Regions from separate parts of the Homo sapiens genome. Here region 2 is linked to region 1. The links are chromatin contacts, found by Hi-C or POLR2A ChIA-PET in ENCODE. All regions are on one chromosome and are shown on one strand. Each heading gives the region's core, a stretch centred on a gene start or an enhancer-like site at or near the end of the contact. The rest is flanking DNA. Distances are from core to core; before and after follow the strand shown. Region 1 overlaps ITGA6 (integrin subunit alpha 6). Region 2 has its middle 39 kb from the start of RAPGEF4.

Region 1 (7,285 bases), core at 2,209-4,708:
TCTCTACTAAAAATACAAAAATTAGCTGGGCTTGGTGGCGCATGCCTGTAATCCCAGCTACTCGGGAGGCTGAGGCAGGAGAATCGCTTGAACCCAGGAGGCAGAGGTTACAGTGAGCTGAATTCATGCCATTGCACTCCAGCCTGGGCAACAAGAGCAAAACTTTCTCAAAAAAATAATAATAAAGATAAAAAAGAATTACAAGGTAAATTATATATTTTTGAGTGGATGGAGGGCCTGTCGGTCAGCATAATATAGCTCCCACAACCAAACTGCCTACCTTGCACTGGGCTAGAAGGCACAGCCTGTTCTTGATAACCTACACTAATGGAACCTGGAGGGAAGCTAGGATGTGGATGATCAGAATCTCATTTTTTTACTTCAGAACGCATTCTTTGTTGGTTCATTAGATGTGGCTGCTAACTTTGTTTTTCATGGGCCAATACTTAAATTACTTACATTCATTAAGCAGTCACTAACCATCAAAAGGGAAAGCAAACCAAAGTGTGCAGAGGGCTGGAGAAGGCAATCTCCAGGACAAAAATCTGCTACAGAAAACACAGAAAATGAATAACTCACATTCTAATATTCACTTTAGAGTTGGAAGAGACCTTTTCTGGGGAGGCTTGGGGTCATACTGAGAGGGACAGAAGCAGCACCAGCTTCTGAGTCTCTATCACAAACACAAAAGGCGATTGCTTTCTACAGGGTCTTAGATGCCCAGGTCTCACTTGCCTCCTAACCACCGCAGGAGTCACTCCTTCCCTCAGCCAGCTGTCTTTCCCTTCTTTTCCCTTCCACCTCCCAGCAGTGTTGGCCTGCTTGGCTAAGCCCTCCCTTCCCCTTCAGATTTCAGCTTGGACCTCACCTCCTCCAGGAAGCCTGTCCTGGCCTCTCTTCGCGATCCTAGAGTATTCCATCTCTCCAGTCTCTACATTTAAGCCCACTACGCTGTGATTTCCTGATTGTCTCCCACAGTGGGGCAAAGCCGAGGACAAGGATCACATCAGTCTTATTCCCCACCACAGTCCCCAGCAACTAGCACAACACCTGATAGACATATGATTTATGGAACAGATGAACAGAAGTGGCAGTAACTGGTTCCCCACTTGCACACACATGCGCACACACACGATGTGACATTCTTATGCTGAATGTGAGCTATTCAGAACAAAATTTAGAAACACTGACAGTTTCAATAGTAATTTTTGTGTCCATCTGGAGAATTCTTAAATGTCACAGCTGCCAAATGGAATGCTCCCCCATTTTAGGCCTCTGCAGCCTTGACATCATCCATTTATAAGTGACCTGCTAGCTTCACAATGAACCAGATAAAGGCTCACACGCTGAGTGCCCCTCACAGCAAAAGTGCCCCTCACAGCAAAAGTATGGGAGGTGTGGGTGCAGGAAAACCGTTTATCTGCCAAATTCACTCTAACCTTCCCTAACCCTCCAGACAGTCCACATCATCTTAAAATCTTTGCAGGCCACCTTTGCTAACTGCTTGAGGGGCAAGCCAAGTAGAACACTCATTACGGCTCAATTATAGATATCTATATGTATGGAACACCACATCTGAGGACTGCTGAGCTAAAATAGCCCAGTCAAACAATAAGCTCACATTCTTGGCTACTGGGAGAAGATTTTAGATGTATTAACTTATGTAGCTTTGTAGAAGTTCTGTCTTAGTTCATTTAGAATTTACTGTGGAAGTAAAAGCAATGAAAGCAAATGTTCTTTGAATGTCTTCAAAGGAAAGTTCCACCCATAAAAGGCCATCCATAAACACTTGGTTAATGGAGTAGCTACATAACATAAAAGTAATACACATGGCATCAAATGCTGTGCTACAGCTAGGAGAAAGTCTGTATTTTATATAGGTGATTAATTTGGGGGAAGTCAAGGAGTGCTCTGATGATATTTCACATCTACAGTCAAACTGAGAGTGGTTTGAAAAAATGGCCATCAGAACAGAATAAAAATGTTTCCCCTTTTTCTCTGGCTGCCTAGTCAAAGAATCACTGTTTTCTCCTTGTCTCTCTAATTCATTCCAAACACTGGCAAAGGGCCCATTATCCAAGTGGGCTAGTGTAAGGTATGGCATTTGGGTAAAAATAACACAAATGATACTGAAAGGATGATAGATCCTGAAGAGTCACAGTATACATTTTCTTGTCATTAAAAGCCACACAAAGAATTGCTTTCTACACTCGACAAAATGCCGGCTGCATCAAAAAGCAAAGCAAAAGGCCACAGCTCCCCCTGTGCACGAAGTCATAATCCATCCACTCTAAGAATGCTTCGTGCAAGGTCTGCAGGTCCCATGGAGAGACCACACAGCAGGAGACGACCCCACAGAAGGGGAGACGGAGAAACCACCTGCAGACAGCTCGAAATCTGGAAAGATGAAGGCTAACTGAGCTTATGACACTGAGAATCAGGTGAAGGGGGACTTAAAAAAAATTAAAGACAGTACATTTATTTAAACTGTCCCTTTTCATAATTCACTGAACTTTATCACAGGTCAGTATCTTCATTCTGTTGTCTTAGTGGATACATTCATTAGTGTTATATAAAACTTCATATAAAGTTAAAGAAGAATTAGAGTACAGCTAAGAACAGAGCTGTGACGTGTGAGAGGATTCACCATTGCAAACCCTAGTCCTTATGTGGCTATTTTTTCCTGTTTCAAGCAACAACTTTAGGTTATTTGAATTAGGTTATATTCTGGAATATTATAAGGGACATCTTTTTAAATAAAGAAAACTACTACTTTAGATAACAGGGAGAACACTTCAGAGGACTCATTACCTCATAGTATCGTAAAGGCTGACAACCATATGAAAGGACAGAATGACCTTGTTCTTCACAAAGTGTCCCTTGGTGGCAGATACAGTACACTAGAATCCCAAACTGCCAGGACCATGGCCGGACCCGGGTTGAGAATTTCCTCATTCTTTTCACTTCCTCTTTGCAGAAAAGATTTTCTTGGAATTCCTATGCCCCTGGCCTTGACTCTGGAGCCAGGGGTCAGGTGACTCACAGCTGAAGAAGTGTGGCTGCTATTAAAACATGCCAGAGGAGAGCTTACGACGGCCACTATTGTTAAGAGTATCATTAACGGTGTCAAAATTCTTGTCAAAAATCCTGTGTTGCCCCATAAATATATACACCTACTATGTATCCACAAAAATTTAAAAAAATCTTACTTTGAATTACAAAAAAAGGAAGCAGAACAGTATCTAATAAATGACAAAGTGCTTTTCATGTCTTCTCAGTTGATCTCCAGCACAACTGTATGCACTAATGACTACTAGGCATTGTTCTGAACGGACAGGAAAGCAAACTCATATGTTAAGGGACTTGCCCTGTGGGTCAGTCAGTATCAAAGCTGAAACCAGGAGCAGAGACCAGGTCTCTGACCTCTCAGGGCCGGCTTGCAAATTCCCTAGGGGCCTGCTCTTGGGAACACAGGGCGGGTGTTCCGGGAGGGAGGGGCGTGGGGAAGAGAAGGCAGCCTGGCAGTGACTCTGTGCTGTGCTCTGGCTCCTGCCGTTGCCCTTTCACAACCACCAGCCACCACCCACCACCTCACAACCACCAGCCACCACCCACCACCTCACAACCACAAAATCAATTTTCCACACTGCTTTTCAAAGACAGAAATGGAGGAAATGGTTGTGGTAGCAAATAAGTACTTTTCCAAGCCATTCTGTCCTAAACCATCTGCTCTGGAAAACTCAAATGGCGACCAAGTGGAGTTTTTTTCCTCCCTCACGGTGCTGTGCCCTCCTGATTAAAAGGGAGACAAAACATACACTTAATTCTTTACACCAGAATTGACAGACCCATGTTGGCCACTGCAGTTTTATTTTTCTGTGATTTATGCAGAACTTTCAACCTGGCAGACAGAAAGTAGACATATTTTAAAGGTACTAGGTACTTACATATTGAAGGATTATAACCAGCGGGGTTAGCAGTATATTCAAAACAGGATTTAACCTGGAGGCTGAATAAAATCAAACACATATTTCTTAAAAGATCCATTATTGCAGTGGAAAAAACCCAACATGTTCCCTAGCTCTCCAATCCCCCCAATGCCCATTGATGATCAACATGTTATAAAAACACTTGACAGACCCTCTTCCCTTTGCCCAGCACTCCTGTCATCTTCCCTGTGGCTCCTCAGGACAATAGAGTCATCATGAAGTGGAGGTGGGAAACTGAGGGGGATCCCACCAAGACAGAGGGATGCTCACCATATCCCACTAGGCGCCCCACACGCTGTTTTCTGGCGGAGGTCAATTCTGTTAGGAGTTACTGTGATGGTTTTCTGAATATTAATCACAGGCCGGGATCTGAAGACAAAAGGAGTGAAAAACAAGCTCAGCCTCTGTTACCTTGAATGTGAGTCTAATTCACATACTAGAGAGCATCCTTAGCTGCCCAGCACAGCTTAAAAACACAGGAAAAAAAATACACGTGACGTTTTCCCCCATTGCTGAAGAAAATAACTGTTAATAGATATAAATGTATACAATGCAGAGCCTCATTATACAATATTTGTTTAAAAACGTACACACTTATGAGTACATGTGCAACATGTGGGGGTTAAAGTAAATATTTTGTCTCCATTCCCACCCGAACACCCAAGTAGCCTTGTATGTTCTTCCAGACACGTCAGTTAAAATTATCTAAAATTAAATATTAAAATATATGTATAATTTCAACTAAATGGGAACTTAATTGCCATTGTTCTGTATGTGGCTTTTTCTCATCCATTTCAGAGGTCTTGTCCTGTATATACACATAGATCTAGTTCACTGTTTTTCACACCTGATGGCGTTACACTGTATCAGTGTAACATCCTTTATTTAACCAGTACCTAATCGGTAGACATTCACGTTGTTGAGCTTTCTGCTTTCACAAACATCATCTGTGCACACACTTGAGTTTATCTGTGGGATAAATTCCCAGCAGCAGAATTTTGGAGTCAAAGAATATGTGCATTTTTAATTACGAGTAGTCTTGCCAACATACCCTCTGGAAGAATTACACCAACAAACACCTAATACCTGAGATGCTCATGATCAGCGTGTCTACAGTATGTGAATTAATACAGGCAATCCTGAACTTGGGAGTCTCCATTGTACAAACACTTGCCCTTCTCTTCAGCCTCCCTCGGAGTCTCCCACCCACAACCTTCAGTCTTTGCCTTCCTATTGCCAGGATTGACAACTTTTCTACCCCCACGATATCTCTGCAAGCAAAAACTTAAACTTTTAAACTTCTTCCCATCTCTGCGCTGCCTACTGCAACCCCGCAAACACTTGAGAAGCTGGAATCCAATTCCACGCCCTACTCTGGTTCACCATCTGAAAACATCTTTTCGTATGTTTTGGCTGCCCTGCTCCCAGCAGCCACAGGGGTCTCCACGGGTCTGTGGCCCAACTGCTGCCACAGGCACAAGAAATGCAGGTATGCGGTGGGTTGAGGGGTATGAGTGGGTGAGGAGGCCCACCTCCATTGCTCCCCACCAGAACTCAGAATGGGGCCTGGGGTTTCATTACCACGTGGATTCAGTTAGGCTGACTCTGATGGGCTTGTGGTAAACCCAGCCATTCTGGAGAACAGTGTTTCTACAAGAAAATGCATTCCAAATCCCAAACAGCTAGCTCGAACTTCTGGAATCAATCTGTTGGTAGGCTAGAGCACAAGTCCATTCACAGTGAAGGTAGGGTCCAATAAAGGGTCAAATACTGCCCACATTCCCTGTTTTTCCATTTTCCTTTATTGTTTACCATTCTATTTTTATTTTACATTTAGACAGCTGCTAGGTTCTAAGATACTAACTAGATACATTCTTAAGTTTTGAGAGCATATTTAAAAGGCACAGTTGCCACAGATATAGTATTTTACATACTGTAGAATTTTAACAGACATTTCTGCCTAGAACATATTTTGTTTTTTAAACATACAACACACAATTTTGAGGGCAAAATATACATGAATTATGAAAACTGTGTCTTTTAACATAGAAAATAAGTCTTATTAGTTTGGCTGCCTCATGTTTAAAATTGGTGTTTATTTACTAACTACCCTGAAGTGCTAGTACAATTTAGTAGAAAAAATGCACAGGATTCAAGTCAGGAAGATTTAGGTGCTACATTCTGTCCTCTCAGGCTCCAGCCTTAAAAGCTCAAGCCAAGTCCTGGGCCTCAGTTTCCTCATTTGTAAAATAAGGGGAAGTTACTCCTCTTCTTATCAAAGGGTTGTTGAATTCTACTTTCACACTATCTGCAAGTAAAGAGGGAACAAGTGTACAGGGTTGACAGTCAACCTACTTATGAGGACAGGAAAGTAAGGATATTAAAATATCAGTTACACATAGACAGGGGCAAACATTTAACTGACTAAAGTTAAGTCATCTATTGTATTGACAAGGAGAGATAGCCCAAGATTAAATAAAAACCAGATTAGACAGCAGAAGTTACAGTGTAGCCTTTTGATGATACCCTAAAAGTAGAGAAATGCACACAAGTTTTGTGGAAGATGGGAATAATGTACTGGATTTTCTATAATTCTATATTATTAACTTTAAAAAAAATAAATCTGCTACTTTTTGAAAATTAAAAAACAAACCAAAAAAAGCCTCCAATTTTTAATGGTGATTTCCAGCAGTGATGAAAGCGCTGGTTAAAGGGAGACTCAAACACCACGGATGGGAAATGTCGCACCATTTTGGGAGGTCATCTTGGCGAAACCGAATCAAAAGTCTTGAAGCACATATATCAATTTCACATCCAGGAATTTATAATAAGGAAATAATCAAGGATATAAACAAAAGTAAGAATGTTTTCCACAGCTTTTTATATCATGGGAGCAAAAAAAAAAATTGCGAAGCAACGTAACCATCCAGTGAGAGCAAGGCAGTTGGTTAAATAAGCTCTGAACCTGTCAGAAGATGCCTCACAGACAGTTGTTAACTTCATTTTGGAAAAGTACTCAGTGACATAGGAAAAGTCTACTATGTATCCTAAAGAGACAAAAGCAGGTTACAAAATTATGCACAATTATGGTCTTAATTTTGTTAAATATACATGGTCCAATCACAGAAAATAAAATAGAAATCAAGATCTTGGAGTTTAATAATGCATGGTGAATTATAGGGGGTTTCCTTCTGTATGTTCTTTGTACTGTCACATTTTATATGTGTTTTGTTTTTTTCATCATCAAAATTAAGGTTTTAAAAATATATGAAGTAAAAATTCTAACTTGGATCTAT
Region 2 (7,285 bases), core at 1,400-3,899, 220 kb before region 1:
TCTGGACTCACTGCAACCTCCCTGCCTGATTCTCCTGCCTCGGCATGCGGAGTGCCTGGGATTGCAGGCGTGCGCCGCCATGCCTGACTGGTTTTTATATTTTTTGGTGGAGACGGGTTTTTGCCGTGTTGGCCAGGCTGGTCTCCAGCTCCTGACCGCGAGTGATCTGCCAGCCTCGGCCTCCCAAGGTGCTGGGATTGCAAATGGAGTCTCGCTCACTCAGTGCTCAATGTTGCCCAGGCTGGAGTGCAGTGGCGTGATCTCTGCCCGCTACAACCTCCACCTCCCAGCCGCCTGCCTTAGCCTCCCAAAGTGCCGAGATTGTAGCCTCTACCTGGCCGCCACCCCGTCTAAGAAGTGAGGAGCGTCTCTGCCCGGCCGCCCATCGTCTGGGATGAGAGGAGCCTCTCTGCCTGGCCGCCCAGTCTGGGAAGTGAGGAGCACCTCTTCCCGGCCGTCATCCTGTCTAGGAAGTGAGGAGCGTCTCTGCCCTGCCGCCCATCGTCTGGGATGTGGGGAGCGCCTCTGCCTGGCCACGACCCCGTCTGGGAACTGAGGAGTGTCTCTGCCCCGCCGCCACCCCGTCCAGGAGGTGGGGGGCGCCTCTGCCCGGCCGCCCCGTCTGGGAAGTGAGGAGCCCCTCTGCCCGGCCGCCACCCCGTCTGGGAGGTGTACCCAACAGCTCATTGAGAACGGGCCATGATGACGATGGCGGTTTTGTCGAATAGAAAGGGGGGAAGTGTGGGGAAAAGAAAGAGAGATGGGATTGTTACTGTGTCTGTGTGGAAAGAAGTAGACATAGGAGACTCCATTTTGTTCTGTACTAAGAAAAATTCTTCTGCCTTGGGATGCTGTTAATCTATGGCCTTGCCCCCAGCCCCGTGCTCTCTGAAACATGTGCTGTGTCCACTAAGGGTTAAATGGATTAAGGGCGGTGCAAGATGTGCTTTGTTAAACAGATGCTTGAAGGCAGCATGCTTGTTAAGAGTCATCACCACTCTCTAATCTGAGGTACCCAGGGACACAAACAGTTCGGAAGGCGGCAGGGCCCTCTGCCTAGGAAAACCAGAGACCTTTGTTCACATGTTTATCTGCTGACCTTCCCTCCACTGTTGTCCTGTGACCCTGCCAAATCCCCCTCTACGAGAAACACCCAAGGATGATAATAAATACTAAAAAAAAAATAATAATAAAAAAAGAAAAAGAAAAAGAAAAAAAGCACATTTAGTTCTTCTGAAATAGAGCAATAATTTTCACTTAAATTGGTAAATATTTGTGGAGCATCTATTCTGTGCCAAGTGCTATGCTAGACAGCAGGAAAAGAAACCTGAAAAGACTGAAGTCTAGTCTGAAAATCGGTCGCAATTACCTGAGTCCCACAGAGACTGAGTGGTCTTATGCAATAACAATCCAGTGCACTACTTTTAACTTTTACAATCTGAACAGTAAAAAAAAAAAAAAAAAAAGTCAGATGAGGTCTGTACTCAAAATCAGGTGTCTTCAAAAAAAATATGAACGATTCAGTTGACTACTTGCAGGGACGGAAGAGTTTGTTTCCAAGCACAAACTAACTTACAGCTCAGCTTCGCTGAGAAGCTCTAGTTTTACTCAGTTGAGGTTTCCTGATAATTATTCTCTTGATAAGGAATATGTTTTCCATGCCATTTATTATGTTTTTGCTGTGCTCAAATGCTGCAAATTTTTATTCTCTCATAGAAAATAGCACATTCATCTTGCCATAAAAAATAGCGTAATTAAATTTCTAGCCACCCAGTTGTAGCAACTAGAAATGAAAGTTTGCTATTATTATGGCTATAATAATTCTTTAATATTTGACTAACAATAGATTCTGGGGACATGAGACATATGTTAATGTGCTTTTGAAATATTTTAAATGCTGCTTAAATATTAAAACATGCATTCTTCACATAAAATACCAAACGTATAGGGGAGATTTTGAGTCAAGGCACTCTCCTTAAATCTCACCCCCCTTTGCATCTCTGGCATCAGCTTCTCTTACTGTAATGGTTCTCATCCTAGCAGCACATAAAAATCACCTGAGGAGCTTCTAAGAAACAAAAAACACCAGTACCTGAGACTCTCCTGCAAGAGATTCTCATTTACTTGGTCTTGGGAGGCCCTGGGCATGCGTGTTGTTTAATACCTCCTCACGTGGTTCTAATGTGTAGTCAAGGTTGAGGACCATTGCCTAAAACAGTAGTTCTCAGTGTGGTTCCTAGACCAGCTTCAGCGTCACCTGGGAATTTGTTACCCATGTGAATGCTGAGGCTTCCCACAGCCCTCCAGAATCAGAAGTTCTGGGGGTGGAGCCCAGTCACCTCTGTTTTAACAAGCCCTTCAGATAGCTGTGGTGCACACTCAAGTTCCAACCATTAGGCTTAGAAGAATATAACAGGAATTTTCAAGAGAATGCAGTTAACACATGACAGGGAATATAGGTAGGTGGACTTTCTTCCTGAGGGGTAGGAGGCTCTGTAGTAGTTTGGGTGGAAGACCAGACGTTGCTGAGGAAGGTGCTTTTCTTTTATGATCAGCTTACCCAGGATGAGTCATACCATGGTGAAGTGAGTCACACTTACAAACCAGCCCAAACTTATGCTATATTTTCTTGCATGAGAAGAGGGAGATTCTTGGTGGAGAGAAAGGAAGGGGCAGGAAAATGCTCAGAAGTCTAGAGAGCATGAAAATTAGAAACTCTAAATATTTGGTAGAACAAAGTGGGGGATGATTCATGCATACCTCCATGTAGATACACAAAACCAGAATGCAAAATTAAACTGGTTTTAGGAAGTATTTCATCTCGCCCTCTAGGCTGATGCTGATGACTTTTATCTCTGCCATAAAAATTACACAGTAGACTGGGATTTCTTTCAGGAAGATGGGTGGCCATCTCATTGTGGGATTGTACTTCAGAATAAACAAATGCTGACATTTGGATCATTTTCTAGGGTTTCTAGTTTTCCGGTGAGATGCTTCTGACAGTTGCCATGGTAAATCCCTATGGACACCATTTTAAATTCTCCTCATTGGCAAGTAGCATATGGTGAGGATACACTGCAATTTTTGCTAAAACTATAGCTGTGGTAATGTATAATATAAATGAGATACACAGTTCAGCTTCTGTTGATCTGGGCCAGTATCTTCAGAATGGGGAAGTTTCTTCCATCTTCTGAGACAAGGATTACACATATTTGAAAATACGTGTAATTGAAATATTACACATATTTATTGAAAGATTAATGTCACAATAATTGTTTTTAAGAAGATTCTCAATCTTGGGGAGAACCACATGTAATTATTGGGGTTAATTAACATCTCTAAAATCTCTGAGGACTGTATTTTAACTGGAGACATTCTGAGCTCAGCTTGGATCATAGAGCATCACTGCTCAGCACGTGTATTCTAAAGATAAGGAAGGCAGTTGCCCCATCCATCCTGATTAATATGGCCAGTGGTATACTTGGTGTAATCAACAGCCACATAAGAAATACACTTCTTGAAATGTCAGAGGCTTGATAAAGCTGGATATTTACATGTGAAAATAATGGCAGGAACATATCTGGATACTTTACCAGCAAATTTAAAATTAAACGTGCCATTTATTATTTGCCATCCCCTGTCGTATGTCTCTGGGACTGTACAAACAGGGTCAATTACAGATCTTGGGGAATTGGTCACAGAATTATTTCTTGACTTAGTGATTTTTGCCCAGTGGGTTTTGCAGTTGGAATTGGCAAATGAGAGAACTAGATTTTCTTAAGGCAGCAAATGGGTAGCATTCACACAAAGGAGCCCTCTCTATTTGGGGTAATGTCATTGCAAGGATAAGTTGGGAAATATGCTCTCAAACATCTTCCGTTACAAATTCACCAGTTTTACAAGCAGAAGTGGATTTATATTAATAAGTAAGTGCTTTTACTAAGGAAACTTAAACTAATTGGGATAGAAGCAGAGTAATAAATTAGAATATAGTATATAACTTGTGAATGTTGGTTGATTGGCACAAATATTACCACTTTTTACCTCTCCTTTATATATTACTGATATTCAAAGGTGTGTAACACTTTAGAATAATTTCATACACTACAAGGATCCTATAAGATCATGAATAAGTAGTCTTGTGGAAGATATTGAGAAACTTCATAGGATTCCTTATAAAAGATGTTAACTGGAAAAATTTTAGCAATGCAGAAATATAAAGCAATAAAATTAAATTTACTCTTTCCATAGAAATTGGAAGAATGTGACAGAGTCAGAGTGTATAAATAAAGAGAAAATAAGCTATCAATTAGGATATTATTAAATCCTAATATGTCAGTGATCCTATGTCATCATACTAACGCATATTATGATCATTATACACTTTCCTCAACAATCAACTTCTCAGATTATGAGAGCAGCTAAATCAAAATGGCCCACTGTCAAAGATGTTCTATAGCCTTTCATCAACACTTTATAGGCTGTTATATAGGATTCTACCTCACTAAAAAATTAAAATTAGGAGATGTTAAAAACAGGAGTTGGGTAGTGCATGAACTATATATTGCCACAGAGTTATTGGCCTAAAACAAAACAATTTATTACCTCATTGCTTTTTTGAGTGAGGAGTTCAGGCATAGCTTAGCTGGGTTCTCTGCTTAGGGTCTCACAAGTCAGTAATCAAGGTGCCAGCCAAGCTGTGCTCTTATCTGGAGGCTCAACTGGGGAAGAATGCTCTCCTAAGCTTTTTTTTTTCTTTTTTTTTTTTTTTTGAGACAGAGTTTCGCTCTTGTTGCCCAGGCTGGAGTGCAATGGTGAGATCTTGGCTCACTGCAACCTCTGCTCCTGTGTTCAAGGAATTCTCGTGCCTCAGCCCTCTGAGTAGCTGGGATTACAGGCAACTATCACCACACCCAGCTAATTTTTGTATTTTTAGTAGAGACGGGGTTTCACCATGTTGGCCAGCCTGGTCACAAACTTCTGATCTCAGGTGATCCACCCATCTCAGCCTCCCAAAGTGCTGGGATTACAGGCATAAGCCACCACACCCAGCCTCTTCTAAGCTTACTCAGGTTATTGGCAGAATTCATTTCTTTGTAGCTGTAGGACTGAGGGCCCTAGCTTTTTGCTGCCTGGAGGACATCTTCAGCAACCAGGCTATCTGCAGTTCCTCTGAGCCCCCTGTCATTCCTAGAGGCCACCTGCAGTTCCTTGCCACCTGTCTTTTCCCAACATAAGCAATTCATCAAGCCAGCAAGGAGAGTCTCTAGAGCAGTCTCCTAGTAAGATGGAGGTTTATATAATGCAACATAATTCCAGGAGTGGCATCTATCACCTTTGCCATATACTATTGGTTGGGAGCAAGTCCCAGATCCCATCCATGCTCAAGGAGAGGGGCTTACATAAAGGTTTGAACACTGGAAAGCAGGATATGTGGGAGAGTTTAGAGTCTGTCCACCACAGGTAATTTATTTAGCCTGCTTGAGTTTCTTTTTCCCCTTCTGCTAAGTGGGAATTGTAATCTCTACCCTATAGACTGTTGTCTATGTTGTGTGCATGACAAGAGGGCAGAACACAGGACCTGGTGTGGAGTAGGTCCTCAACATATGAGTTAAGTCTTCTGTCTCGCTCTCTTCCCTCCCTTTCCCTTACAGTGTGATAGAGCACAGTATGGCATCCATGGGTTCTTAGAAACTGTGACTTTAAGCAAAATAACATATAATAAAACCAATTTCATCATAGGCTAGTTGATATAAACAAGAGTTAAGTTCCTATGGCATATTTCTGGTCAAAAAAACATCGCTAAACTTTTTTTGTTTTGTTTTTTGAGACAGGGTCTCACTCTGTCACCCAGACTGGAGTGCAGTGGCGTCATATAGGCTCACTGCAGCCTCTGACTCCTGGGTTCAAGTGATTCTCCCACCTCAGCCTCCCAAGTAGCTGGGACTACAGATGCACACCACAATGCCCGGCTAATTTTTATATTTTTTAGTAGGGATGGGGTTTCACCATGTTGGCCAGGCTGGTCTTGAACTCCTGACCTCAAGTGATCCACCCGCCTTGGTCTACCAAAGTGCTGGGATTACAGGTCTGAGCCACCATGCCCGGCCTACCAAACTTCTACATAAAGACTAAAACACTTCTAATATTAAACACTGAAACAAATGAGAGCTATGTATACATTTAAGAAAGATTAATAAAAACAAGTAAGATAATTATTTACCCAATCATTCCAGTTCAGGACCAAGGGTGGCCAGAGTCTATCCCTGCAGTTCACGGTGCAAGGTGGGAATCAACCCTGGACAAGATGACATTCCATCACAGGGCGCACTCATAGCCACACTCACTCAGACTGGAATGACTTAGACACACCAATTCACCAAACTAGCACATCCTTGAGATGTAGGAAGAAACTTGAATGCCTGGAGAATGCCCACACAGACAGGGAGAGTCTGTGCAAACTCCACACAGACAGTGGTTCTGGCAGGAATTGATTTTTTTCTCATCAATGTTATAATGAAACGATGTTGAATGCTATTTGAGGACCTGCTGTATTTCTTTTATTTTCTATTTTCCATTCTTTTTTAGCTCTGTGAAGAAATAAAATTCTAATGGCTTCTGTAAAAACAAAAGGAAGGCTACACTCTTAAATGCTTGGGTAGTCTCTTGTGTAACCACATGGACATTGCATTAGGGCAGTGCAAGAGCCTTACTTAAAGGAAGCATGAAATGCAGTTCTCTTCCCTCAATGCTATGGATCCTAACGTCTTTACTCTGGAGACTGGGAATTCATTTCCTATGGTGAAGGGTGAGGAAAGAGAAAGAGTAGCTTTCTGCCCTCCCTGTCTCCCGGCCCCATGCCTCTCTGCTATGGTCGCCACACGGAGGTGGGACACCCCACACATACACCAAACGTTTTTTCAGATATCCTGACTACACAGGAAGCAAAAGGGTATGAGGAGGTTTACTTCTTACATAATGAGGCTTGCTGGGGAGAGCACAGTAGGCTCCCAAGAAGGTCTGAAAATGGATCTTGAGGGAGAGCCAGGAGGGGAGAGCAGCCTTGGCCTTTATTGTAGTTAGGGAGTGGGCTGGGCTAGAGGTTCCTGCATAAGACAAGAGGACTGTGTGGATTGAGCTTCCTATGGGCACCAAGTGAGGGGAATATGGGCTTTCTTCTCAGCTTGCTCAGATGTGGAGCAAGAGGGGAAGAGGAAGAGGTGTGGCTCCAGAGCTGTCAGCAGTCAAAATAGAGTCCGATTCTTTATTACAGCTTCAAGGCATA

Evidence for each region. Hi-C counts contacts between places; a loop is a spot of excess contacts on that map. ChIA-PET counts read pairs that join two places held with the same protein, here RNA polymerase II (POLR2A). Pooled maps may share reads with other maps.
Region 2: a pooled map shows a loop between it and region 1 (2.3-fold over the local background). The contact joins two enhancer-like sites. A Hi-C loop is called at or near these places in 2 of 168 maps with a recorded cell type or tissue (both CD8-positive, alpha-beta T cell), 2 of 37 single-sample maps with no recorded cell type and 4 of 50 pooled maps. POLR2A ChIA-PET finds 5 or more read pairs at or near these places in 1 of 52 experiments (WTC11).

The regions. Positions count from the first base shown.
Region 1 is chr2:172,476,714-172,483,998 of GRCh38, reverse strand. ITGA6 (integrin subunit alpha 6) reads right to left here. Exons shown (of 26, transcript NM_000210.4): 10 at 4,260-4,358; 11 at 3,948-4,009. All of the region lies in intron 3 of PDK1-AS1 (PDK1 and ITGA6 antisense RNA 1), which reads left to right. Among named protein-coding and RNA genes, the nearest start is that of ITGA6-AS1, 14 kb to the right of the region's middle. Within about 2 kb of position 3,458, at least 7 of the 41 ENCODE cell types and tissues checked have a DNase peak (open chromatin) inside an H3K27ac peak, as active enhancers do.
Region 2 is chr2:172,693,660-172,700,944 of GRCh38, reverse strand. It overlaps a transcript of PDK1 not described here. Among named protein-coding and RNA genes, the nearest start is that of RAPGEF4, 39 kb to the left of the region's middle. RefSeq lists an enhancer at 951-1,120. Within about 2 kb of position 2,649, at least 4 of the 41 ENCODE cell types and tissues checked have a DNase peak (open chromatin) inside an H3K27ac peak, as active enhancers do.